4 separate regions of the Homo sapiens genome follow, and regions 1, 2 and 4 are each linked to region 3. The links are chromatin contacts, found by Hi-C or POLR2A ChIA-PET in ENCODE. All regions are on one chromosome and are shown on one strand. The core of a region is the stretch at or near the end of the contact, and the rest is flanking DNA. Distances in the headings are between cores, read along the strand shown.

What was found. A loop is a pair of places that touch in the nucleus more often than their neighbours do. ChIA-PET counts read pairs that join two places held with the same protein, here RNA polymerase II (POLR2A). Pooled maps may share reads with other maps.
Region 1: a map of CD8-positive, alpha-beta T cell shows a loop between it and region 3 (19-fold over the local background). The contact joins the promoter of C6orf120 here to the enhancer-like site in region 3. A Hi-C loop is called at or near these places in 10 of 168 maps with a recorded cell type or tissue (CD4-positive, alpha-beta memory T cell, CD8-positive, alpha-beta T cell, Caco-2 and 6 more), 9 of 37 single-sample maps with no recorded cell type and 18 of 50 pooled maps.
Region 2: a map of Calu3 shows a loop between it and region 3 (20-fold over the local background). The contact joins two enhancer-like sites. A Hi-C loop is called at or near these places in 1 of 168 maps with a recorded cell type or tissue (Calu3). POLR2A ChIA-PET finds 5 or more read pairs at or near these places in 1 of 52 experiments (BJ).
Region 4: a map of PC-3 shows a loop between it and region 3 (25-fold over the local background). The contact joins two enhancer-like sites. A Hi-C loop is called at or near these places in 17 of 168 maps with a recorded cell type or tissue (A673, CD4-positive, alpha-beta T cell, CD4-positive, alpha-beta memory T cell and 11 more), 6 of 37 single-sample maps with no recorded cell type and 28 of 50 pooled maps.

Annotation. Positions count from the first base shown.
Region 1 is chr6:169,699,394-169,705,603 of GRCh38, reverse strand. It overlaps C6orf120 (chromosome 6 open reading frame 120), which reads right to left and starts at 3,478. Exons shown (of 1, transcript NM_001029863.3): 1 at 1-3,478. The coding sequence starts at 3,144. The coding sequence ends at 2,569. It overlaps WDR27 (WD repeat domain 27), which reads left to right and starts at 3,575. Exons shown (of 26, transcript NM_182552.5): 1 at 3,575-4,053. It overlaps PHF10 (PHD finger protein 10), which reads left to right. Exons shown (of 12, transcript NM_018288.4): 11 at 283-471; 12 at 1,516-1,702. The coding sequence ends at 1,601. RefSeq lists a silencer at 3,112-3,481 and enhancers at 3,532-3,621, 3,942-4,021.
Region 2 is chr6:169,449,874-169,455,569 of GRCh38, reverse strand. It overlaps a transcript of WDR27 not described here. Among named protein-coding and RNA genes, the nearest start is that of LINC02519, 64 kb to the right of the region's middle. RefSeq lists enhancers at 4,776-5,649, 5,650-5,696. Within about 2 kb of position 2,568, at least 23 of the 41 ENCODE cell types and tissues checked have a DNase peak (open chromatin) inside an H3K27ac peak, as active enhancers do.
Region 3 is chr6:168,892,268-168,898,348 of GRCh38, reverse strand. No RefSeq gene overlaps it. Among named protein-coding and RNA genes, the nearest start is that of LINC01615, 270 kb to the left of the region's middle. Within about 2 kb of position 3,133, at least 6 of the 41 ENCODE cell types and tissues checked have a DNase peak (open chromatin) inside an H3K27ac peak, as active enhancers do.
Region 4 is chr6:169,652,440-169,658,420 of GRCh38, reverse strand. WDR27 (WD repeat domain 27) reads left to right here. Exons shown (of 26, transcript NM_182552.5): 13 at 63-145. Among named protein-coding and RNA genes, the nearest start is that of WDR27, 47 kb to the left of the region's middle. RefSeq lists enhancers at 1,151-1,320, 697-1,492, 1,493-2,288, 3,494-3,543. Within about 2 kb of position 3,705, at least 25 of the 41 ENCODE cell types and tissues checked have a DNase peak (open chromatin) inside an H3K27ac peak, as active enhancers do.

The sequences.
Region 1 (6,210 bases), core at 2,229-4,728, 810 kb before region 3:
ATGTCTTTTTAAAATTTTAACCACCGTATTTATTGGTTCAAAAACTAGAATTTATAGTTTCAGGCAGATTTCAACCAAAGAGTCACCAAATTAAATACACAGGGTAGCTTGTGAGGCATAGACACAGCCCATGTGTTTTCCTCTACATTGTATATTCATTTCTCTTTGGCGATTTGACATTATAGCCATTCTCTGGAAGTCCTAAAGCAAACTAGTATTTTATGTGCCATATTAAGTTAAAATTTCTTATGTGAGATACCACTAATACTGGTTTTGATTTAGGCCATCCTTCTTGCCTGGATATGACAATGGAGCTTGTTTCTATGATTAAGACCTACCCATGGCAGTGTATGGAATGTAAAACATGCATTATATGTGGACAACCCCACCATGAAGAAGAAATGATGTTCTGTGATATGTGTGACAGAGGTTATCATACTTTTTGTGTGGGCCTTGGTGCTATTCCATCAGGTAAAGATTAAAAAAAGAGCAAACATTATCTTTGGGTGATGAGACTCTCCCAGCACTCCAAAAGGCTGCATAAACGCTATCATGACATGAAGAGCTTGTGGACTCTTATGTGCAAATATGACCAAAGCTGTGATTATACAGGTCATGTCCACCAGCTTTTCATCCCTAGACAATTCCAACTAAAGGATAAGTGAAAGGCCAGAATGCCCCTGCTAAGTTTTGGAAGTATAGTTCTATAGAATGAGCTGGTGTTTTTCTACTGAAATACTAAAGTAACAAAGCCTTTATTTTTATATGTTATCTATTTAGAAACAACAAAATGACTGCTACGTCTTTATACATTTCTATAGAAATCTATTATAGATTTCTGTAAATTGAGGCAGCATGACAATTCCAGATAACTTTAGAACAGAGTTGAATAAATCACAGTAATTGGACTAAAACATTACACAGATAATTGTGTAATTTTAGAACTTACTTGCATAGTTAACACTGTATAATACTCTTATAAAATATATGCCTACAACGAAGTTTCCTGGGAATCATTAAGCAAGCAACATAATTATTTTTCTGTAGTAATTCAGATCAAGTATGTAGTACAAGTTATCATTGTGCTGTTAAAGTTTTAAAGTGCTGTCAGCAGAGTACACCAGGACTTGAAAGAATGCTGTTAAGACACACAGCTGCCAGTGAGCAGGAGAGAAAAAGTCTTAAAAAAGCCAAATTCCGGAATGGGTTTTGACCTTTTGAAGTATGATAGTGTTTGAATTTCAGGAAAGATTGTACTTTCTTAAAGGTCCGTATCACCGTATGGCATTGCATCTCTCCCATCCCCCTTGACTTGCAATGAATTTTGCATGGCATTGATTACATTGATTAAGTTTACATTTTTTCCTTAAATTAAGGAACTCATAGTGCCCTTCTCACCACAAAATCCAGAGAGGAATATCATTAGTGATAGCTAAGGCAGAAGAGTTTAGATGGGCTTAAAATTCAGTCCTGTAAAGATAATTTTTCATTCTATATTAACAATTTTTTTCCTAGGTCGCTGGATTTGTGACTGTTGTCAGCGGGCCCCCCCAACACCCAGGAAAGTGGGCAGAAGGGGGAAAAACAGCAAAGAGGGATAAAATAGTTTTTGACTCTAATACTGTATATGCATTTAAGTGGAATATTTGGTGCCATTTACAACATTATTTTCATGCCAATAAAAGATTTTTTTTGCAAATTATGAGCTTAAAATCTGCAGTTATTTCTGTTAAAAGCTACGCTTACTCTCGAAACTAACTCCAGGTAGAGAATTCATCTTCCAAAGTATTTTATAGTAACCTTGGCTCACTCCAAAAATTCAGTGGAAATGTTTAGTAACTTAAGATACTTAACTGTTTCTCCATAGCCCCAAAAGTTAATTTTCATGAAACTTCCTAATCTACATTGTTTCCGGCCTACCATAGGTAGCACTGACAAAGTTATTTAATAACTGAAGAATTTTCATAGGTATGACAAATGGCCCACTAAGATTTGGTGCAGCTGGATTTAGAGTTGTCATTATTGGACTGGTACAGGAACAAACTTTGTAAATACCTGCCTGCCAGGAAATCCTTTTTGTATAGAAAAGTACCATCACCTACTTGGGGTACAGGCATGAGGCTTTAGTCCAGGCTCAGGGAAGTGTACGTAAATCATTTCCAACTTGATTTTAGTAACTCTTGAAAACTTACACCAACTTCGGTTAGAATCTCCAGAGTAAAATTACAAAGTTATCAACCTTTTGATTTGTGTCACAGCATGAAAGGTTGCTCTATTTTATATAAACCTGTTACTGCAATCATTTTTAGTCAACCTGCCTAATGAAAATGGAGTCTAAACACTTTGTGCACAGTCCTTTTATAGGAATTATGATCTTTAAAATACTGTGCTTGCTGCTTTTCCTATTTTTGGGGTAACTGAGGTAACAAAACTGCGTATGGCTTTATTTTTCCATCCCTTGACTAAAGGTACCTAGAACTTCAACCAAGTACAAGTAGCAAGGTTCACAGCAAACTGCAATCAGCTTCACAGATGGAGGGTTTTATATCCCAGAGTGTGGTCAACGACTCAAAAGAGAATTTCAAGTACCAGTTTCAAAATGCTAATTAATATCGTCCAGAGAACAGATTCCTCCTCTTGCGAGGCGTCTTCCGGGGCACCAGCGTGCTTCTGGCCGGCATCTGCGCCGTCGGCGGGGTAGGCGGCCTCGCCGAACGGGTGCTGCTCGACCGTGCCGTCGTAGTACACCTTCATCTCGAACTCGCTCTCCAGGTGGGAGGGGTGTCCATAGACGCCGATGCCCACTGGGCGCCGGAAGTGCGCGGGGATGGACACGGCGTCCGGGCCGCAGGTGGCCGATTGCAGCTCGTAGTCGTCGAAGCTGGGGTGCAGGCTGCTGGCGGAGACGTACAGATCCGCATCTCCCTTGAGGCTGCGCATCCTGAGGACTATCTTGCCCTCGTGGTTCAGCCGCAGGTAGCTGTAGTTCCCGGCGCCTATCTGGCCCTGGACGACGTGCAGGAGCACCCACTCCTCGGGGACCTCCTCCTCGTCCGCGCAGCTTCCCGGAGACAGGACCTGCGAGGCTAGGAGCAGCAGCAGGGCCGTCGTCCAGGGCGCGGCCCTCCCGCGGGGAGCGGCCATGGCTGGCGGCTCAGCTCCGGGGCCTGCAAGTGGGTCAGTGCTGCTGGGGACACCGGAGGCGCTCAGCACCGGAGCCTGTCCCCGCCGTCCGCACGCGGGTCCACGGCGCGTCCAGGCGCCTGGTCTGTCGCTGGGACTGTCCCTTCCCACCCGCGTGAGGCCCCGGGGAGGAGGGGTGGGTTAACCCCTCCCCCGTAGCGCGGCGCCCACTCAGGGCAGGGGCAGGGGCAGGGGCAGGGCCGCTGTGGCACCCTCGGACTCACCACCACTCCCCGCAGGGGGCCGCGCTTTATACATCCGGACCCGAGGCCGGAGCCTCGCCGGAGGCGGAAGTGACGCTAGGTCCGTAAGTGAGCCGGCCGGAAGCGAGGCTTCTCCAGCTGTCGCGAGATAGCGAAAGGGGCGTGGGCGCGAGGGGCGGCGGGCTAGTAACCATAGCGGCTCGCGTGGGTCGGCTGGCAAGTAACCATAGCGGCGAGCGTGGGGCGGAGTGTGGCTCGGTAGTCCTCTGCGTGCCCTCCTGGGAGCTGGGTGCTGTGAGTCCTCCCCTAGCGGGCTGGTCTCGGCGCGGAGTCGGCGCCGAACCCGAGCTGCTGCTCTGGGGCGTGTGCCTAGGGCGCAGGGCTGGAGCGCGGGGGCTGCGCGGTTGCTCGCGGCTCCGCTGAGGTCTCTAGGAAAGGGGGCGATTTGAGGGTTCCGCCGTGACCGCTTCCAACGGCGGACACGCGCGCTCTGGACCAGAGCCGTTGCCCGCTGTCTCGTCACCCGAAGCCTCCTCCTGACGCCGTGCTAGTGCGAGGGTCTCCAGGGGAATTCGGGGCACAAGTCGGGCCGGAGCATCCGGGCGGCCGCTTGAGATCGGCGCTTTGAGAACTGAGCGCATGTGGAGTTCGGAGGAAAAGGGCTCAGGTGGTTATTTTAATTAAAGCAGCTGTGTATAAGGAGCACTCAGATCTCTTTAAAAGATTCAGTAGTTTAGGAACGAACCAGGGCTGTAGAAATGCCCGGCCTCCTGCACCTCCCGTCGGTTCTGAGCTCCGAGGGCGGGAGCGTGGACCCTGAGGGCTCGTTAATTATGCCCCACTGGCCTTTCAACCTGCGTGGTAACTACCAGGCTAGGTTTTCCTAACTCGAGCCAAACAGCAAGTTTCTGACTTGATTATCACTAAAAGAGAAAAATTTCGATCTTTTCTAATCAGAAGGGAGTAATTTTCTCTTTTTAAAAATATTCGTATGTACATTAAAAAAACGGAAATGCACAGGATTTTATCAGTGGTACTCCTCGAGTAGTAGAGTTTTCATCTTTTTATGTATTTCTAAATTTTCTACAATTTACACACACTGCTCTGTACCAGTAAAGGAGTATTAACTCTACAGCTTCCAGTTTATCTGGGATTACTATCTTGTGTTTACTGACTTAACTTTAAGACTATGGTATCTTTAGCAATCACTTGTCACTGCCTTTTCCTGAAGTGCTTACCTAGTGTTAGGTGCACTAGAATCTCACTAAAATAATAAATTTAGTTTATTTTCCCTGACTTGTTCTGTGCATGTATGTACATGGATATTCCTGGGGATATCCTGTGACATTGATTATCCCCTAGGGTTGGCACAGCAGGGAGAGGAGGTAGGGATAAAAAACTTTATTATTTCTGCATTGTTTAAATGTTTTGTATTGTATTGCTTTTGTAATTCAAAAAAATGTTAAACAATTTATATTAGTGGAGGTAGGTTAAGTGCTGTAGCAATTCACCCCAATAGAACAGTTGCATGTTTCTTGCTCACACAGTCCTGTGTAGCGGTTTCTAGTCAGACGATTCCTTTGGGCAGCTCTCTGCAAGCTGCAGCCTAAAATTCTTCCATGTTGTGGTTTTTTTCCTTAGGCCCTCTGAATTCTCCGCATTTAGCCAGTGGGTGGGGAAAGAAGAGAGGCAGTGCAGGAGGAATTTATGGGCCAGGCACTCAACGACTACATGGCTGCACTTAATTGCAAGGGAAGCTAGGGAGTGTAGTTTAGTTCTGTGTCTAGAAGGAAAGGGAAGTGGCTTAGTGGAAAAGGAACAGCACTTACCGTAGTCTCTCTTCTGGTGACCAGATCTCTGCTCCACTCTTGATCCCACATGGAGAACACACTCTCCCCACCCCAAGGGGGACACTTTGTCAAGGTGCCTAGTGCAACACAGAACATTTCTCAGGATTGCACAGTTCTCTCCATCAGGCCTGGCTGTGGTTCCTCGTGGTCCAGAGCCCTATGGACTAAGAAGACAAACTAGTTGCTCTCCCCACTAAAATGCAGTGGTTAAATATGACCATGGTTTTTGTAACCATCTCCCTTTTGGAAAAGGGAGACACATGGCAGACACTGGTCTATAGCAGTTTTGAAGTGATGCTGGGGTGGAGGTGGGAGGAATTTCCCAACTAGACCCTGATTCTGCTATCTGGGAGGAATTCCCTTGTCCATTGTTCTTTTTCTTTCCTTTGAGACAGGATGTCACTGTTGTCCAGGTTGAAGTAGAGTGGCACAATCACAGCTCACTATAGCTTCAACCTCCGTGGCTCAAACGATCCTCCCACCTCAGCCTCCCCAGCAGCTGGGGCTACAAGCATGCACTGCCACACCTGACTACTTTTTTTTTTTAAAGTAGAGACAGGGTCTCACTATGTTGCCCAGGCTGGTCTTGAACTCCTGGGCTCAAGTGATCCTTCTGCCTCGGCCCCACAAAGTGCTGGGATTGCAGATGTGAGCCACTGTGCCTGGCTTGTTTGCTGAGGCCCTTGATTCTACCCTTAGTCCTTTTCCTCCACGGTCTCATCTGATGTGGCTATGAGGATGCTGTCTTGGAAGGCTGCCATAGCTCACTCCTGGAGCATGGCAGTGGGGACCAGGCAGTCAGCCCTGAGCCCACCGTGTGCCCTTACTCTGTTCTTTGCTTGATACTTCTTAGGCTTCATCGTGTCCTCACGAGCACAGCAGCTTCTGGTCTGTGTGTATCTCGTCAGCTCTGTGTGCTGGTGATGCCATTGTCGTTCTTCCTGTGTCTACTGTTCAAGCCTGACTTTATTTTC
Region 2 (5,696 bases), core at 1,319-3,818, 560 kb before region 3:
GCTGTGAGTGGATGCCTTAGAGATCTGCCTTTCTAATGGTGGGATGTATCATGTTTATTTTTTATCTGTACTATTCTATCCATAATGAAATGTTCTGAAGTAGTGAACAGTGTGTTGTAACGTAAAACTGGTTGGTTGCTCTGCCTTCATCAAAAGGTAGTAATAAAAATAACATGTTTATGTAGAGCTTTTTAGTTTTCACTTGATTCCAATTCATCGTCTCATTGTTCTAATAGACCTGTGTGTTTGATAGGCATTGTTGTTATTCTTAGCCTCACTTTCCAAATACTTATCAAGAGCTGTGCCACAGAGAGAAGCCATGACATTCTGTCTTGGAAAATCCATTTAAAGGCATACTGCTCCCGTGCAAAGTCTGTCGACTTGATCAGGCTGAGAGGCCCTGGCCTTTTCCAAGGTCTGTGTGACGAGGACTGAGCCAGGCTTTCCAGCTGCACCTCACGCAGGACAGAGCAGCCAGGGTGTCCGGGAGGGCTCAGCTGCAGGCCAGGGCGCTCAGGTCTCAAGGAAAGTCCAGGTTCAGACACTAGGCCGGGTCGCCTGGTACCAGAGCCCGCAGTCTTTGCTCACCCATGCCCCAGGACAGCTTTCTTGATCTGTGGTGGTCCTGCTTCACCAACCGAGTGGACACAGGCTGGTGAGGAGCCCACGGCTGGGCACACACCTGTGGACAAGTGCTGTCCACCTGCAGCCCTGGCAGCCCAGCCATGGATGTGCAGGGGAGGAAGGATGAGCCCCGGCTCTGTCTAGCCTGCTGTCTCCGTGATTACAGGCTGTGAAGATTCCTTCTGGTGCTTGCGTGATAAGATGATTCATATCATGTGGCACATGTCATGGGGCTTGCACAACTTTGGCAAGTCCATGTTCTTTAGACAACAAAGCAAGAATGTGATCGTGGTCCCAAGTCTGGCCACCAAGGGGGGTGGTCTGAACATGCTGGAATAAACAATATCTGTTCGTTTTTGACATTCTGTTTAAGGCATTCTTTGCAGATGTGGGAGCTCATTCTTTTTCCTTAGCTTAAAGAAAACTGTGTGTATTTCAGACTTATTGAAGGAGGACGCCTGGGTGTTTTCAGAGTAAAGGTGCTGTTATCACTGTTTGGCAAATGATTGGCTACTTAATGGAGAAAAAGATAACCTGTGTGAGTCATGTACCCACATGCAGGTCAAGCAGCCTGGAGGAACCAGGTGGCAGCACCAACTCACCGTTTGACAGGACCACCAAGAAATCTTTCTCAGATACCTAGCAGATATCTCCGTGGTGATAAGACTAGACTGAGCCATACCCAATGACCAACATGCAAATGGTTTTGAATAGCAATTTCATATAGCTCACACAAATATGTTTTTCCAAAAAGGGAGCAGAATATAAAATCCTGCCTCCTCTCTTTTATTTCTCTCATTTCTTTTCTCCTTTCTGACAAAAATTTATTTAGTGCCAACTTTGATTCAGGTCGTCATTAGGAATAATGTAATCAATTTCTTTTTTTCTGTATGTTCCCAACTTAATTTTATTTTTACTGTTATTGTAGCATTAACATACTCTCAGAACACACTGCAGCTGCCAACCCAAAAGAGATGGTTCATGAAAGTATTGTGCACCATGGAGAGCTAATCCAAATTTTATTTTTTTGTCTGAGATAGTTCTCCAGTGGACAGCTGACAGTTAATGTTGGTGATCTGCTTTGTGTTTAGGTTATAAGTCCCTTGGGGTGTGAAATTACCTTAAGCTATGAAATTATCTTACATTTAATGAGCCCAAATTCTTACTAATCTGTATCATATTCAGTAACGTATTTGGACTTTTCAACAGAGAATTTAAGAAATGATACAATTTAATGCCTATTTTTGTCACATAAGAGGCCAAAGATTCCAGATGGTTAACATTTTAATTGAAGTTAACATGGAAGATAAATGAAACAAGCTTGACTGGTCAGTAGAAATTAGGTTCTCTGCAATTTTGAAGGTGAAGAGAAAATTGAACTGTCACTAACATGAGGACTTCAAAAGGAATAGTGGGACAACCCAGGAGAGAAAGCGTGGGACTCCCAGAGATGGAGGCTGAGGCAATGTGTCCCAGCATGTGAGCGGCAGGCTTGGATGTGGATTCCCTCCATGTAGCAACAGCACGAACCAGCCCTAGACTTACTCTTTTTTTTTTCCCAACGGATGACCTGGACATTCTGAAGTTGCATTAATAGCAAGTTTATATTCCTAATATAAATACATCTCCTCTGAGTCTTGGAAAATGGGATCAACTTAATTGTCTCCACATGTATGCTCTGGGGAGCCTGGTCCTCACTGAACCCCAGTTACAAAACCTACAGCAAATTTTTGTCCAGATCACTGTCCATCCAGCTTGCCGTGTTCTGGAGGAAGATGTTTTGTTTTATAGTTTGTGCTATAGTCATGAGAACAAGCAGCTTGTGTTCTATATCTTCTTACTTTTTGAAGCAAGTGTGCTGGGTACTGTTCACGCTGATCAGCCCTAGGCCTGGGGGCCGTGCCCTTGCAGCCACTCTGAAGCCAGTGCCCAGCCTTGTGCCTGGGAGACCAGGGAGGCTGGGGAGGGAGGCCGGGGAAGCTGACTGCACGGCAGCTGAGGTCACAGCTGCTTGTGGAGAGAAGCTTCAAGTTGACATCACTGTGAGCTAAAACCGTGGCTACCCTCCGGATAACAAAGCAAGCTATTGGCAGGAAGAAAGGGAAAATTACGAAAATTAAACAAGGCAAGCATTAATGCCATATTGCCTTTTCTCTCTGAAATGCAAGATTTGGCAAAGCCAATTTCCACATTTGGCCGTGGCCTCTCAGGCTTCTGTGCCATCCCCGTGGAACGTGGTGCTGATCCTGGGTCTCCCCTCTCCAGCCCTGGCTTTGTCCACTTTGCCCCTCCTGGGCTCCGCCTTGCCCTCCTCCTGCGGCTGCCATGCCCGTCCTGAACTCAGCTCCTCTCTGACCCCACGCACGGCTCCTCTCTGACCCCACGCACGGCTCCTCTCTGACCCCACGCACGGCTCCTCTCTGACCCCACGCACGGCTCCTCTCTGACCCCACGTCCGGGGCTGCGTCCCGCCTCGGCTGCTCTCACTGCAGCCGTTTCTTCACAGGGTGATCCTCACAGAAACACTCAAAGCCTTCTGTTACGTACAAAGGACCGCGTGTCAGTAATCTACAGCCATTTACCAGTTACCAAGAAAACACGGACGTTTCCACTAAAAATCGCAAACGTTTCTTTCAAGCAAGGAGCGCCCTGCGCCAGAGGCTGTGGGAGGAGTGAGGAGTCTGGGTTCGTTCCAGCCGCAGTGAGTAAGGCGTGGGTGACTCCGAGCATTGCAGAGGCATGAGGAAACGAAAACAAAACCTGCCGAAGTGGGGCCTTACTGACTTATCTTCCACTGTGAAATAAATAAAATAATGTTTTTCTTTCAAAGATGTGGAACAAATCCATGCAGTTTGCTGTGGTTGTTTTAAAACAAACTAGAATTTTAAAAACATTTTGGAATAGCTAAGTTGACCATCTTGTCTCCATAAATGGAGAAAAATATTTTGCTCTTCAAAAGACAGCATTAGGAAACAATAAGTAGACCACAGAATGGGAGAAAATATTTACAATATTATATCAGCCAAAAGACGTGTGTTAAGATAATATTTAAAAAAACACAGTTTATAATAAAAAGCAATAAAAAATGAGCAAAATATTTGACTAGGCACTTTAAGAAAGAAGACACATATATGACAATATGAAAGAAAAAATTTCTCAGTATTATTCCTCATTAGGAAAATGCAAATTAAAACCAAAACGAGATGTCTCTACACATTCACTAGAACAATATCAATAACTTAAACATATTGACAATACCAAACGTTGACAAGGATGTGGTTCAGTGGAAACTTTTAAATTCTGCTGACAGAGTGTAAAACGGTATAGTTTGGAAATATGTTCGGGAGTTTCTGAAAAAGTTAAACATACATTTACTCATGTCTAAGCAATTCAACTTCTAGGTACTTATCTATGAGAAATGAATATACATGTCCACAAACACCTTTGTAAACCAAAAAGTATCTGAGACAAGTCTCAATAAATTTAGAAAGTTATTTTGCCAAGGTTGAGGACGTGCCGTGACACAGCCTCAGGAGGTCCTGGTGATGGTGGTCGGGGAACAGCTTGGTTTTATACATTTTAGGGAGACATGAGACATCAATCATTATATGTATGATGTACATTGGTTCTATCTGGAAAGACAGGACAAGTCAAAGCGCGCAGGGGGCTTCCAGGTTGTAGGTAGATAAGAGACAAATGGCTGCATTCTTTTAAGTTTCTGATTAGCCTTTCACCGAATGCACAATTTACTGGAATAGTTACGTATGCCTTAGTCTGGCTGGGTGAAACAACAGGGCGGAGGAAGCATTCCGATCTGTGTTTGTCTCATGTGAGCGGAGGGATGATTGAGTTCTGTCTGTCCTTGTTCCACAAGGAAGTTCCTTGTGAGCAAATTGTGAGGGAGGAACAGCGTTTTTATCTTTGTAGCTATCTTATTTAGGAATAGGATGGGAGGCAGCTCCCAGCTTGACTTTCCCCTTTGTTTAGTGATTGATTTATTTTCCTTTCATACCTAATATGAGACTGTTCATAGGAGCTTCATTCACAGCAGGCGGAAGCACTCATCTGGTGTCTATCCAGTGTGGATAGATGGTGGTGTTCCATGCAGTAGAATTTTCCTCAGCAACACCAAGGAGCAAACCGCTGATCCTAGCAGAGACACGCTGGATCTCGGGACCGCTACGCTGAGTGGAAGACACCAGATGGAAAAGGGTGCCTGCTCTGTGACCCAGATTCTATGAAGTCTCTAGACTCACTCAAACCACCTCTGACTAAAGAAGCCAGACCCAGTGTACTCTGGGGCCTGCCTGGATGGGGCAGAGACGTTCTGTGGGGTGATGGGTGAGCTCTGTCATCCTGGGGGGCTCCCTGAGCACGTGCCATGTATGTGAATGATATCTCAATACATTTCCCTTAAACGGGAGAGGCACACCCTGTCTGCACATTTCCAGCAGTGGTGGTTGGGTGAGGGCCGTGACAGGCAGCTCAGCTGTAGAACTGTGGCCTCGCTCCTGTGCAATTCCGTTCATTTACTCATTCAACAGTATCTTTAGAGCAGCCACTGAGTTCCAGGCTCCGTCTGGCACTTGGGAAGCAGCAGTGAACAAAGGAATGAAACCCGGAGCTGGCATTCCCGCGAGTCTGCAGAGGCAGCTTCCTCCAGGGCTCCCTGCTGCCTGGGGCTGCAGCCTCCTCTCTCCAGGGGATTTGGCACCACCAAAGCTCCCCGCTGGCAGCTGTCGGACTCCTTCATGCAGAGCAGAGCGGTGCCCATGACGCTGTTGCTCCCCAGTCTTCGTAATGATGATGTAGTTTCCTTAAAGTCCTAGACTCAAAAGTGGGAAAGGGTCAGAGGCCATATCTCTAATTTCATTGGTATAATTGCAAAAGAATAGATTTTGGTGAGTGTGACTTCTGGAAGAAAGGTAATAAATTAAAATATACAAAGAAAATTTTAAAATATTGAGTAATTATTCACCCCAAATAGTCAAGCACCATATTAAGCTTCTTAAATTATGGTGCTGGCTTCTTTCTCGCTCTGTTGCTCAAATATTGTGGTAGTTTAGTGTGCA
Region 3 (6,081 bases), core at 1,884-4,383:
TGTTAAGTCACAAATTGATTATGAAAAGCCTTAATATGAACATTAATACTGATCAAGCCAAAAATTAACCTAAGGAATGAGTAGAGATGATTGGATCAGAAGAGCCTGTCATACGAACAGAGATCACATGATGTCTAAGAAAGAAGAGAGAGGATCTTTTTATTGAAGATACATTGAAAGGGTTTTTGTTTATAATGATGGCTGAAAGGCTCCCATCAGAGCCTATTCACCTTGTTTGAGATAACAGCTATGAGTTTTCTTTTGTAGTTGTTCTTTTGTAGAACTACTACCGTACTCCTAACACACATACACACACACACACAGAGAGAGAGAGAGAGAGAGAGAGAGAGAGAGAGAGAGAGAGAGAGAGAGAGACATATAACAGTTATCTGGAGGAACAGAGAAAAACCATAAGCTGGCAAGTCCTGAGTGAGAGTTAACATTTGAGGAAATAAAGTGGTAAATGTCTTGGGTAGTAGGGTACTCATTAGTTGCCCTCCCCACAAAAGAGAGAGAGAGAGAGAGAGACAGACAGACAGACACACCTGGTTTGTAGTTTGTCAAGTACCATGGTATAAATGGTCCCACCATGTTTAATCAACTTCTGGTTTCAAGCTACAAATGATGGAACAGCCAGCTTGGAAATTGCAGAATGTTCAACAATCACTCTTGCAAATCAATGCAAGCTGGTCCCAGAGCACCCTGGGGTGGTTGTCCCATTTCCGTGGTCTGTATGTAGCATGAAGGGAGGCCAAGTTTACATCATGCTCCAAAGCAGGCAGTTTCTGGGCTGGAATTAGCACTTGGAGGAGAGGAGTTGGCACAGAGTGAATATACCAGCTTCACAGCTTCTACCCCAAGGCCAGGCTCCAGCAGGCCATGTGGGGCAGTGAAACTCCAGTAGGTAACCTGCAGTCTTTCTCATCTGAAGAACACCGCAGGGTAAAATTGGGGGTAACCATAGACACAAAGACATTAAGGAGAAATCTGTGGAGAAAGAGACAGAGAGGGGCATCCACGCATCTTGTATATAAATTCTACCCTAATACCTGATGACCCCTGAACTGTGCATATGCAAGACACACCTCCAGCAGCCCAGCTAGAGATGAAAGGTCTGAATTGAGATTTGACCTGCTGTCCAAAGACAGAGCCTGCAGTTTGCTTCCAGTCAAGTGAGTGTCCGCTCTACCAACAACAGCAATGACACAGCTGAGCACTGTTTGGAGGAATACAACAGAACCCAGAATCTGAACACGTGACCTTCAGTGTCCAGGACAGTGGCAAAACCTTTACAATCTTCAACCGAGGAAACAGAAAAATAGGACCCAATCCCAGAAGAAAAGTGTCAGTGGAGACCGACCTCCATGTTGTAATTAGTACACTATTCCTTTAAAGCAAGTGTTAATAGTATGCTCTGAGACATAAAGAAACATAGATTCATAACAAATTGAAATATGGGATCAGTTTTTTCAAGGGACTTGTTGGAGAGCACAAGAAGCTGGGGAGAGCTTCAGGCTCCTGGGGAGGGAGAAGGACTGGGGGAAGGGACCCGGAGGGCAGCATGGTTCTGCAAAAACTTCAGCCAGGCTGGTGGAGGGTGGTTGAGCCTTGCCTTCAACACCACAGTCCTATTCTGCCAGGAAGGGTTCACTGCGGTGTTCCTGCTCGAATTAATTCCTGGTTGAAAGCAGATGGAGAGGGGAGAGGACTGAGGCTGCCCACAGCCTGTCACTCTTGGAGCCTCGAGGAGGGTGTGGGGGGCAAGGGAAGGCAGGAGCCCAGCTTCGGGGGCCACAGCCACCGTCCCGGCAGGAGACAGGAAGGTCAGTGGAGCAGTGATGGGAAACACCAGGCAATGCGGGGCTCAGGGCCAGTGCAGCTTCCTCTCTAAATGGAATGTGAACATGAGGGATGGGGCGCAAAGCTGATTGGAGAGAAAACCCTGGGGAATGTGTGAAAACACCTGGGTCCTGGCTGTAGAGGAGAGGTTCTAACGCAAGCTGAAGATGGCCTGTTCCTCTGAGAGTCTGAAGGTGGGAGTGGAGGGAAGGGTGCTGTCCTGACGTTGGAAAGTGTAAAAAGAGAGGGTGATGGAGGTGTCCGGTTCCTGCCTTCTTCTCAGGGCAAGAATCAAGTTCCGTGAGTACACAGGAGAAGGAACAAAGTGATTTCTTGTAGTTCTGAATACACACTCGCAGAGGACACAGCACGGCACTGTGGTCGGCCCCTCAGACACTCATTTAGGGAGTAAAGGGATGGGGGAGAAAAAGGGAAAAGGGAGGGTGGGATGGGGAGAGAAAAGAAAGAAGGAAGAGAAGAAAGCAGGAAGGGAGGGAAGGAAGCAGGAAAAAGAGACAGGCCTAGAATTCCAGAGTTTCAGGGAACGGAGAGGGCATCTAATCAAAACTTCATCCTCATTCATCTGAGACGCAGACCTGCACAAGAGACCGCCGAGTCCTGCCACACCGCTGCCGGCAGCAGACCCCAGCACACGTGTGGATGAGCAGAAAGGTGATGGTGGTGACCTCACAACACATTTCTGTTTCTGCTGGTCAGTGCCAGTTATGGAAAAGGCAGAAATCGAAAGGGAAGAATTGTGGACTTTGGACTCCGGCAGATGTAAGGCAGGCCCTAGACAAAGGCCAGCCTGTTTCCTTCTTAGTTGATGGCTTATTTATCCGGGACACACACACACACACACAGATATGCACACACAAGAAAACATGCAAGCGATGCACGTGCACACACATGCACACACATGCATGCACACACATACACACACATATGGATACATACACAGACGCACACACATGCATGCACACATACACAGATGCATACATACATACACACGTATGGATGCACACATACATGCACACACACACAATGTGCACACACATTTTCACTCGTGGAGACAGTGAGTGTCATAACATTCTTTTTGGATGTTAAATACATTTTTGAAAACGTGCACAAAGGGGGTTTTCACAGGGCTTATTACCCTTTTTAAAGTTCATAAGCTGCTGAGATCTGATAATGAAGCCACACACCCCGGAGGCAGACAAACAGGAAGGGAAATAACCGGAAGGGCAACTTTTCACTTCAGGGGACGACGACCAGGCACCGAAAGGCAGGTTTCAAGTGCCCCCTCGTGGCCAAGCCTGGACACTGTGCCAGGACAGAAAAGCAGGCAGCGCTGTTTACAGAATGGGGCAAACGTGGTTTAATTTGTTGTGTTATTAAAATTCATTAGATTGAACCGTCTGGTCTTTAAATGATGAATATTATTTTCTTTAACAAATGCTAAGATTTTAATAAGACCCCATAAGAATAAATAAGGAGAAATAACACAACACTTCACAATATGTAGGTGAATAATTTGCCCAACATGGCAGAATTTTGATTCCAACTTACTCATCTAACCTCATATTTTGCACTGGTAAGTTATTCTGTTTAAATTGAGTTCAAAAGCCTAGTGAGTAAAAGTGACCACATGGTAGTCACAAAGATGAAAACCTATCATATTATGAAATCAAGACAAAATGTTATTAGCTGGTTAAGGGGGATGCAGAGAAAAGAACTAAAATAAAATAGTCTTAGAAGTGAAGACAAGGGTTTCTCCTCAAAAATTTTAGGATCTCAGGACAAATCATGAACATCATAAACCAAAATACTTTGTATTCAAAAGCAATTGTACTTGACAAGAATAATGTCATAAGAAAATAAAAGGAAAAAGGCAAATTTTAGGAAATTGAGGGAAAATGAGAGAAAATGGGGAAAATATTATATATATATATATATATCCAAACACAGAAAACAGAAATATGGATACTTAAGTTTAGACAGGCCAAAGAAAATAGGAGAAAGCCGTTTTAAAAATATTATTGTAGGCCGTGCGCGGTGGCTCACACCTGTAATTCCAGCACTTTGGGAGGCCGAGGCAGGCGAATCGCCTGAGGTCAGGAGCTCAAGACCAGCCTGGACAACATGGTGAAACCCCATCTCTACTAAAAATACAAAAATTAGCTGGGCATGGTGGCAGGTGCCTGTAATCCCAGCTACTCAGGAGGCTGAGGCAGGAGAATGGCTTGAGCTGGGGAGGCGGAGGTTGCAGTGAGCTGAGATTACACCACTGCACTCCAGCCTGGGCAACTGAGCGTGACTCTGTCTCAAAAAAATAAAAATAAAAATAATTATCATAAGAAAGCCAGTTAGAGGCTCAATGCAGCCATATCGCCCACGCCCAGGTCCACGGGTCGCAGATGGAAGAATGAAAAACACACAGTCTACACTCAAGAAGACAGTGCCTGTCCACACACGGCCCAGGAAGCAGAGGTGTCAGAGCTATGAGTCAGGTCCTGCACTTGGAAGGGCTTTGTCTCACATGCCCTTCACACAGGGAGGATGGGGTACGGGATAAAGGGACCGGCTCAGCATCGGAGAAGCCCTGGCCCCACCACTGGCTCAGCATCAGAGGAGCCCTGGCTTTGATGTGTGATGGCTTTTGCTCTGTGACTTTGTCAAAATGACCCCATCTCTGAGAAGGTCTCCAACACACACAAGGCAACCGCAGATGAGCAGGTTCTCGGAAATGAGACTAAAACATAAGATCAATGACCAAGTAAGCCAGTGTGACTTGCTGGGAGAAGTGAGTTCGAGTCCTTAAAGGGAAATGGAGCAAGTGTAATTGCTTAGAATTCTTTTAGGGGAGAAGGAGCAGTGCCAATAACTAAATGCACAAAAGGAAAGTGGATAGAACCTTCCGGACACAGAGGAGGAGAGTTCGCAGCAGAATGTGGGATTTGAATTGTAAACAGCTGTCACTCCCAGGCATTAATGCACTAAAAATCATGAAAAAGGGTATAGCTATAAAACATAAAAAGATAAAAAGTAATTTAGAAACATAAGACAACTATTATAGACATGCATAAAATTAGAACAATTAGAAGACAGGATAAACATGGACTAAAGCCTAAAACATCAGAATCAGAGTTGCCTTTAAGAGTGTGAAAACATAAACGTGAAGAGCTTACCTGTATTTCCTTGATAGTAAACTCACGAATGCACGAAAGGAATAAAGTCACAGGCAACTGGCTCATGTTTTAACATTGAAGGAAATTATGAGTTGGGATGTACATTCCCTGCTGGAGCTCAGCGCCTTCGAGAGAGCTGCACCTTCCTCCGGAGAAACTTTTGGCATTAAGCTCAAATATCAAATGATAACAACAGTGAAGAGTCATGGCTTATATTACCAAGTGCCAGGAGCTGATACATTTGTCCCGACATAGTTATTAATTCAATTAATCTTCACAAAACTCCTATTGCACACGGAGAAACTGAGGCATGAAGACACTCAGGAAGTTACCTGAGGTCATACAGTGAGTGAGGAGAGACCAAGTAGATGAGCTCAGAAAACCTGAGCCCACGTCCCGGGCTGCCCTGCCTCCTGGACGCTGAGCTGTGTCATGTCTTCATTCCCAGATCCAGGTGGAAAACCTGAGCCTGAGTCTCGGGCTGCCCTGCCTCCTAGAAGCTGAGCTGTGTGATGTCTCTTTCTGAGATCCAGGTGGAAAACCTGAGCCTGAGTCTTGGGCTGCCCCGCCTCCTGAACGCTGAGCTGTGTGATGTCTCTTTCCAAGGACCAGGTGGAAAACCTGAGCCTGAGTCTCGGGCTGCCCCACCTCCTGGACGCTGAGCTGTGTGATGTCTTCATTCCCAGATCCAGGTGGAAAACCTGAGCCTGAGTCTCGGGCTGCCCCACCTCCTGGACGCTGAGCTGTGTGATGTCTTCATTCCCAGATCCAGATGGAAAACCTGAGCCTGAGTCTTGGGCTGCCCCGCCTCCTGGATGCTGAGCTGTGTGATGTCTCTTTCCGAGATCCAGGTGGAAAACCTGAGCCTGAGTCTCAGGCTGCCCGGCCTCCTGGATGCTGAGCTGTGTGATGTCTCTTTCCCAGATCCAGGTGGAAAACCTGAGCCTGAGTCTTGGGCTGCCCCACCTCCTGGACATTGAGCTGTGTGATGTCTCTTTCCAAGGTCCAGGTGGAAAACCTGAGCCTGAGTCTCGGGCTGCCCGCCTCCTGGACG
Region 4 (5,981 bases), core at 2,456-4,955, 760 kb before region 3:
GAGGCATTTCCATCGTATCGTCGTTTGCGCTCCTAGTTTCATGGGGCTTGTTTCTGTTTCAGCTCCTGTGTCCTACCGACCTCTCCACTGTATCTGGGAATTGCCAAGGAGAAGAGTACCAAGGCTGCTAGTGAACAGCGACGTGGTCAGTACAGGGTGCTGTGAGATCTAAGAATACAAGGCTGATGCGTTCTCATTGTGGTTAGGGCTGCTGCATTGCTTTGCGAATTCTTATGTTAAAATATGCATTCCGTACTTCCTTCCATCCTTCTGTCCTTCATGTCTCTGCCTCTCGTGCGTGTTCCATGTCCGCTGTGGTGGGGAACTTGCTGGGTGCTTCGCCTCCTGAATTGGCCATCACTCATGGGATTCAGCAACGTGCCCAAGACTGACCGCTGTTCCTCTGGTGCCTGTTGCAGTGGGGGTGCAGAGTGGACCTTCAGCAATTACTGATTGTGAGAACATTTTTTTCCCCTTTTTTCTCTGCTGAGGAATTTGAAAGCAGATCCCGAGCGTGTGATTGTACTCCTGCACACTTGAGTGTGCATTTCTGGAACATGTATGTTTTTACCTAGCCACCATGACGTTATATCAAAACCAGTCATTTTTTGGAACCTTGTATTAGCAAGGCCATAATAAATTATTCTTGATTGCCTTGACAATATTTCCTATTGGTTTGTTCTGAGCAGCAGCCAAACAAATCCACATGTTGCATCTTTCAAATATGTATAAATTAACTTTCACTTTAAGATGGTAAACGTCATTATGTTCCCTTTCTTTCAAGGCTCACTGATAATTCTTTTTTCCCTTCAGTGACCAGTCTAACCCTTTAATTGGTCTTGTGAAACCTACTGGACCTCATTTGAAAAACGGAGGCATTTCCGCAGCCGCCTTTCACCTTCTGCCTGGTAGCTGCCTGACTGCTGGGCCTCACCTCCCAGAAGGGCCATCTCCCCGGCCAGCGACCTGGCGACCCCACCCTTGGGCCTCTCCCCGGGCCGGGCTCGGCTAGGCTGGGCTAGGGTTCCTGCGTCAGTCCGTCCTCAGACATGGGCTGTGTCCTTCATGCTCCCACGCAGCCCTTGAGCTTGACTTCGGGGACTTCTGGCCTCTCCCTTCCCTACCAGACTTTTTGAAATCAGGCCTCGAACACCTTCTGTGCCATTCCTGGGTCTCACTGACTGTGTGGTTCTGACCCGCCTTGCAGATCGGGGAGAGCTTTCAGGTGGAAGGCGGGGACTCAGAGCTGAGCCTGGGGCTGGAGCTGTTTGCTTGTTCGTCCTGCCATGGCGGTCCCTGCTGCTGGGGGTTTCCAGCAGGTCCCCCATTCCTCCGCCCTGTTTCCATGAAAGACCCACTGTCGGTGTGAACTGCCCGTCTCCTGCCGGTTTATGCTCTGCTGCCGTCCCATCACCATGGGGACAGTTCTGAGAAATTGTGAGAATGAAGGCCGGGGGGAGGCGGCCAGGCTCAGCCAGCATTGCAGCCTCTGGGCCAAGCTGACTCCTCGGCTGGGAGTGGCCTCTGACCTCCTTCCTCCTCATTAAGTCATGGAACTTCTGCCTTGTAAGGAGGTGCTAATTATTCACCATTGAAAAGGCATCTTAAATTGCAAAAGACACTATAGCAGAGAAGACAACAGCAAGTGGGTGTGAAGATGGCTGAGAAGAGAATGCCCCTGGGCTGCTGCGGCCTAATGCGGAGCTGGGAGCTGTCGGAGCTGGGAGCTGTCGCCTCCTCCTGGGCCATCCCAGCCTCCTCCTCCTGGGCCCTCCTGGGCCTTCTTGGCTCCTTCCTCCTGGGCCCTCCAGGCCTCCTCACGTGATCCCTCCCGGCCTCCTCGTTCTCAGCCCCCCGAACCTCTTCGTCTTCCTGGACCCCACAAGCCGCCTCACATGCTTTCCCCCCACCCCGCCTGGTCTCTCTTGGCCCTGTCAGTCTCACCTCCTACCATTCATCCTTAACAATTGACAGCAGCAGAAGTCAGATAAACCTCCAGGTGGACACAGGCAGGTCCCCAGGGAAACCCAACCTCCAAACCAAAGACAGCTTCACGTCTGAAAGCCAAACCACATGTCTCGGATGAATCCACAGACGGGATTGAGAACCTCTTTTCCTGTTTGGCATGCTTTCCTCTGATTGGCCCCCACCCTTCACCTATTTTACATATTCCCACTCCTCCCTAATTGGTTTTTGACACTGCTGTGCCCATCTTTGAGTTGTACCTTTTTTTTTTAACCTTTTTTGCATAGTCACAAACCAATCAACATGCACTCCCCCATTCTGAGTCCATAAAAGCCCCAAACTCAGCCACACTGGGGGACCACCTGACTGAGGGTAGGGGGCTGCCCTCTCCGGGTCCCCTCTCTGCTGAGAGCTGTCACTCAATAAAACTCTCCAGCTGGGTGCAGTGGCTCACGCCTGTAATCGCAGCACTTTGGGAGGCCGAGGCAGGCGGATCACGAGGTCAGGAGATTGAGACCATCATGGCTAACACGCTGAAACCCCGTCTCTACTAAAAATACAAGAAAAATTAGCTGGGCGTGGTTGGCGGGCGCCTGTAGTCCCAGCTACTCAGGAGGCTGAGGCAGGAGAATCGCTTGAACCCAGGAGGTGGAGGTTGCAGTGAGCTGAGATCGTGCCATTGCACTCTAGCCTGGGCAACAGGGCGAGACTCCGTCTCAAAAAATAAAAACAAAAAAAACTCTGCCCTGCTCACCCTTCAGTTGTCAGGCCAGGCAGGGGCATCGCCAGCCTCGGGGGTCTCCAGCTGGCAAAGAGGCACCGAGAAGTCTTTCATCACAATGAATCTTCTCATATGTCTAATCTGGGGGCTGTTTATATGTAGAGTAATATTCTTTCTTAAGTGCGTTCTTTTCTGATTTGTCTTTTTCACTTCGTGTCTGTGAGATTTGCTTCAGTTGCTATACAGCGTTCTGTTGTCTGGATATACTGCGGTTTATGTACCCACGATTTATTCAGTATTAACAGACGTTTGGCTTGTCCCAGGCTGCTGTTGTGAGCAGTCTTTGCAGCACCCTGCTGTACCCTGGAGCCGGGAGGGCTGCCCTGATCTTCTGTGCGGGCAGCTGCTGGGCTCGGGGTTCCCCACATGGCAGGTCGATGGCAGACGATGGCAAGGGTCTTCCCAGGTGGCTGGCCAGAGGTTACTCCAGCAGCACACGCCGCCTCTCCTGCCCGGAGCTCTTGCCATGGCTGCATGTCGCTGGACGCTGGAATTTCTGCTTACCCAGTGTGAGACAAGAATAGCACTGGGTGGTCACAGGAGGACGGAAAACCCAGGCAACAGCGAAGACAGGAACGTGGCAAAGTAACCACAGGGCGGCAGAAAACCCAAAGCGAGGGAGAGAGAAGGCGAACCCACCAGCGTGATGTGTCCTCTGTTCTCCCGGGAAAACCCGAGTAAGAGACAACGAGGCTGTGTTGGGGGTTACCTAAAAATCCCCTCCTTTCCCAGAATACCTGATGATGATCCCGCACTGTCACTAAAGAAACACCCGCAAAAGAACACAAACTCCTCTGTGCGCGCTTCCTTCTGAACGGGGCTCCTCCTCCTGAGCGAGCCGCCTCCTTCTGAGCGCCCCTCCTCCTCCTGAGCGCGCCTCCGTCTCCTGAACGCGCCTCCTTCTGCTGTGCGCGCCGCCTAACCCTGTGCGCGCCTCCTCCTGTGCGCGCCTCCTTCTCCTGTGCGCGCCTCCTCCTCAGCTCGCCTGGCTTCTCACTTAGGCGTGTGCTTTCGCTTTGCAGCAAAAGCTGCTGCTTTTCGCATCTAAATTCTTGCTCTGAAGGTGCCAAGAACCTGGAAACCGGCTGGGAGTGGGGTCTCACCAGCCTTTGGAGACCCTCCTGAGCCGTCTGGCAACCAGTGACGATACAGAGGTGTCTTATGATTTCGTTTGCGTTTTCCTGGTTAAACATGAGGTGGTTATTGCTTGTGTTTAATCAGATACGCTTTACTGTCATAAGCCTAATTTGCATTTATTATCTCTTCGCTATTATTTTGTACAGGATCTTTTGGATTCATGTTCTTGCGTGATTGATTTCTCAGGAACTTTCTGAGTTTGGTTTTGGTGTGCCAGCTCCACAGAATGAGCTAGGGAGAGCTTTCTCTGTTTCTATACCTGAATGCTTGGTGTAATATTTTAAATTAGGTATATGATTGATTTTGAGTATAAAACCAGCCTTGTATGTCAGGGATAAATCCCATGATGTATACTCTTTTTGTTGTGTTGTTGAATTTGGTTTGCTAATATTTTATTGAGGAGTTTTGCATCAATTTTCATTAGAGAAGTGGGCCTTTAGTTTTTTGTTTGTTTCTGTTTTGTTTGTTTTTGTATTTGTTTTTTGGAACTGAATGAAGTGCACTGTGTTCTCTCAAAGGAGATTTGCGTTGCTTTCTAGGGGTTTGGGTGCACAAATCCACAGCTTCCGGCCTTTTAAGCCACTTGTCAAGGTCACTCTGACTGCAGGGCCAGCAGCCTGGGACCAGTACAGACCATCACGGCACAGGCTTCCTGGGCTAGTCGGAGAAGGTGAAGCTCGCATAGTGGCCAGGGACTTGGCCTTTCTGCCCTCACCTCCCTGAGGCCACACAAATCCTCAGCCTGTGTGGCTGGAGGTGCCGCCATCCACAGCTCACCTCAGTTTCAATATCTTGTCCTCATTTTCTTTTCCCTTTTTACAAAATGAAGCACATATTTCTTCTGGCTTTTGTGGCGTTTCTCTGTGGGAGAGGCCATCTGAATACCTAACCAGTGTGTTACCCAGATAATGAAAGTTAGCATTCACTTTTTAAATAGCAGTACCCTCAAAAAATTGAAAAAGTCCTATGTAGTAATGATGCTAATGAAGAATTGAAAGTGTTTATTAGGTAAATAATATGGTCTTGCACATTGTTTATGTGGTAAAGACTGATTTTTGTAGTCTTGTAAAAGACATTTTCTGTTCATTTACTTTTTTCATTATAAGATATGTATAAAATAAAACTTGCCATTTTAACCATTTTTAGGTGTATGGTTCAGTGGGATTCCATACCCTCACATTGTTGTGCAATGTAAAAAAGCCTTTTTGAACCATTTGCTTAATTAATAACAAAGGAATTTATATGTATATATACATTTCTAGTAAAAAATTTTTGGAAACCTTGACTAACCAATATTAATTAAAATGGCTAATAGTTGGAATCATACTAGACTGTTCAGATGGTTTTCCAAGGTTCTGACTGTTTCCATGGAAAGAAACTCCCCTGTGAGAGTGGGCTCCATGCTGAGTGGCGAGCAGTGCCTCCTGCGTGTCCAACCCACGGGGTCCGCTCGTCTTGTCTGCCGCCATGGACGGCTGCGCATTTGGGAAGTGAGATCTGTGCACACAACCTGTCGTGAAGGAGACACGAGTCTCCTGATTTCACCTTTAAAACTTAACATGTTTGTTTCTTTAGCTTTTCTTCTTACATACGCTTCATTTAGATCACTCCTTAAAAGTGGAATTTTTAAACTTTTTGTCAACAAGGGTCATCTCGTTTCAGACTAGCATATGTGATGTACTGTGGTTCGCAACTAACGATAGCATTTAGAGTTTAGAACAAAACCTTCAGTAAGAACAATTATATAAATAGTTTTAATACAGAGATAACTTTTCTGTAGCAAGAAAGTGATTAAATTTTAACATGTTGATGTTTTGGGTGTAGTTTAGAAAATATTCCCATGGAAAATTAATGGATATGTTTCATTTACAGTAATGCTATAATCCCCAAATTTGCCTCCCTCTACTTACAACACTTACCCTTGTGGTAAGTTCACGTGATGTCAGAGTTTTTGTCAACTGGTAGTGCTATGCAAAATGTAAAATAGGCTAGGCCGGGCATAGTGGCTCACGCCTGTAATCCCAGCATTTTGGGAGGCTGCGGCAGGTGGATCACGAGGTCAGGCGTTCAAGACCATCCTGACCAACATGGTGAAACC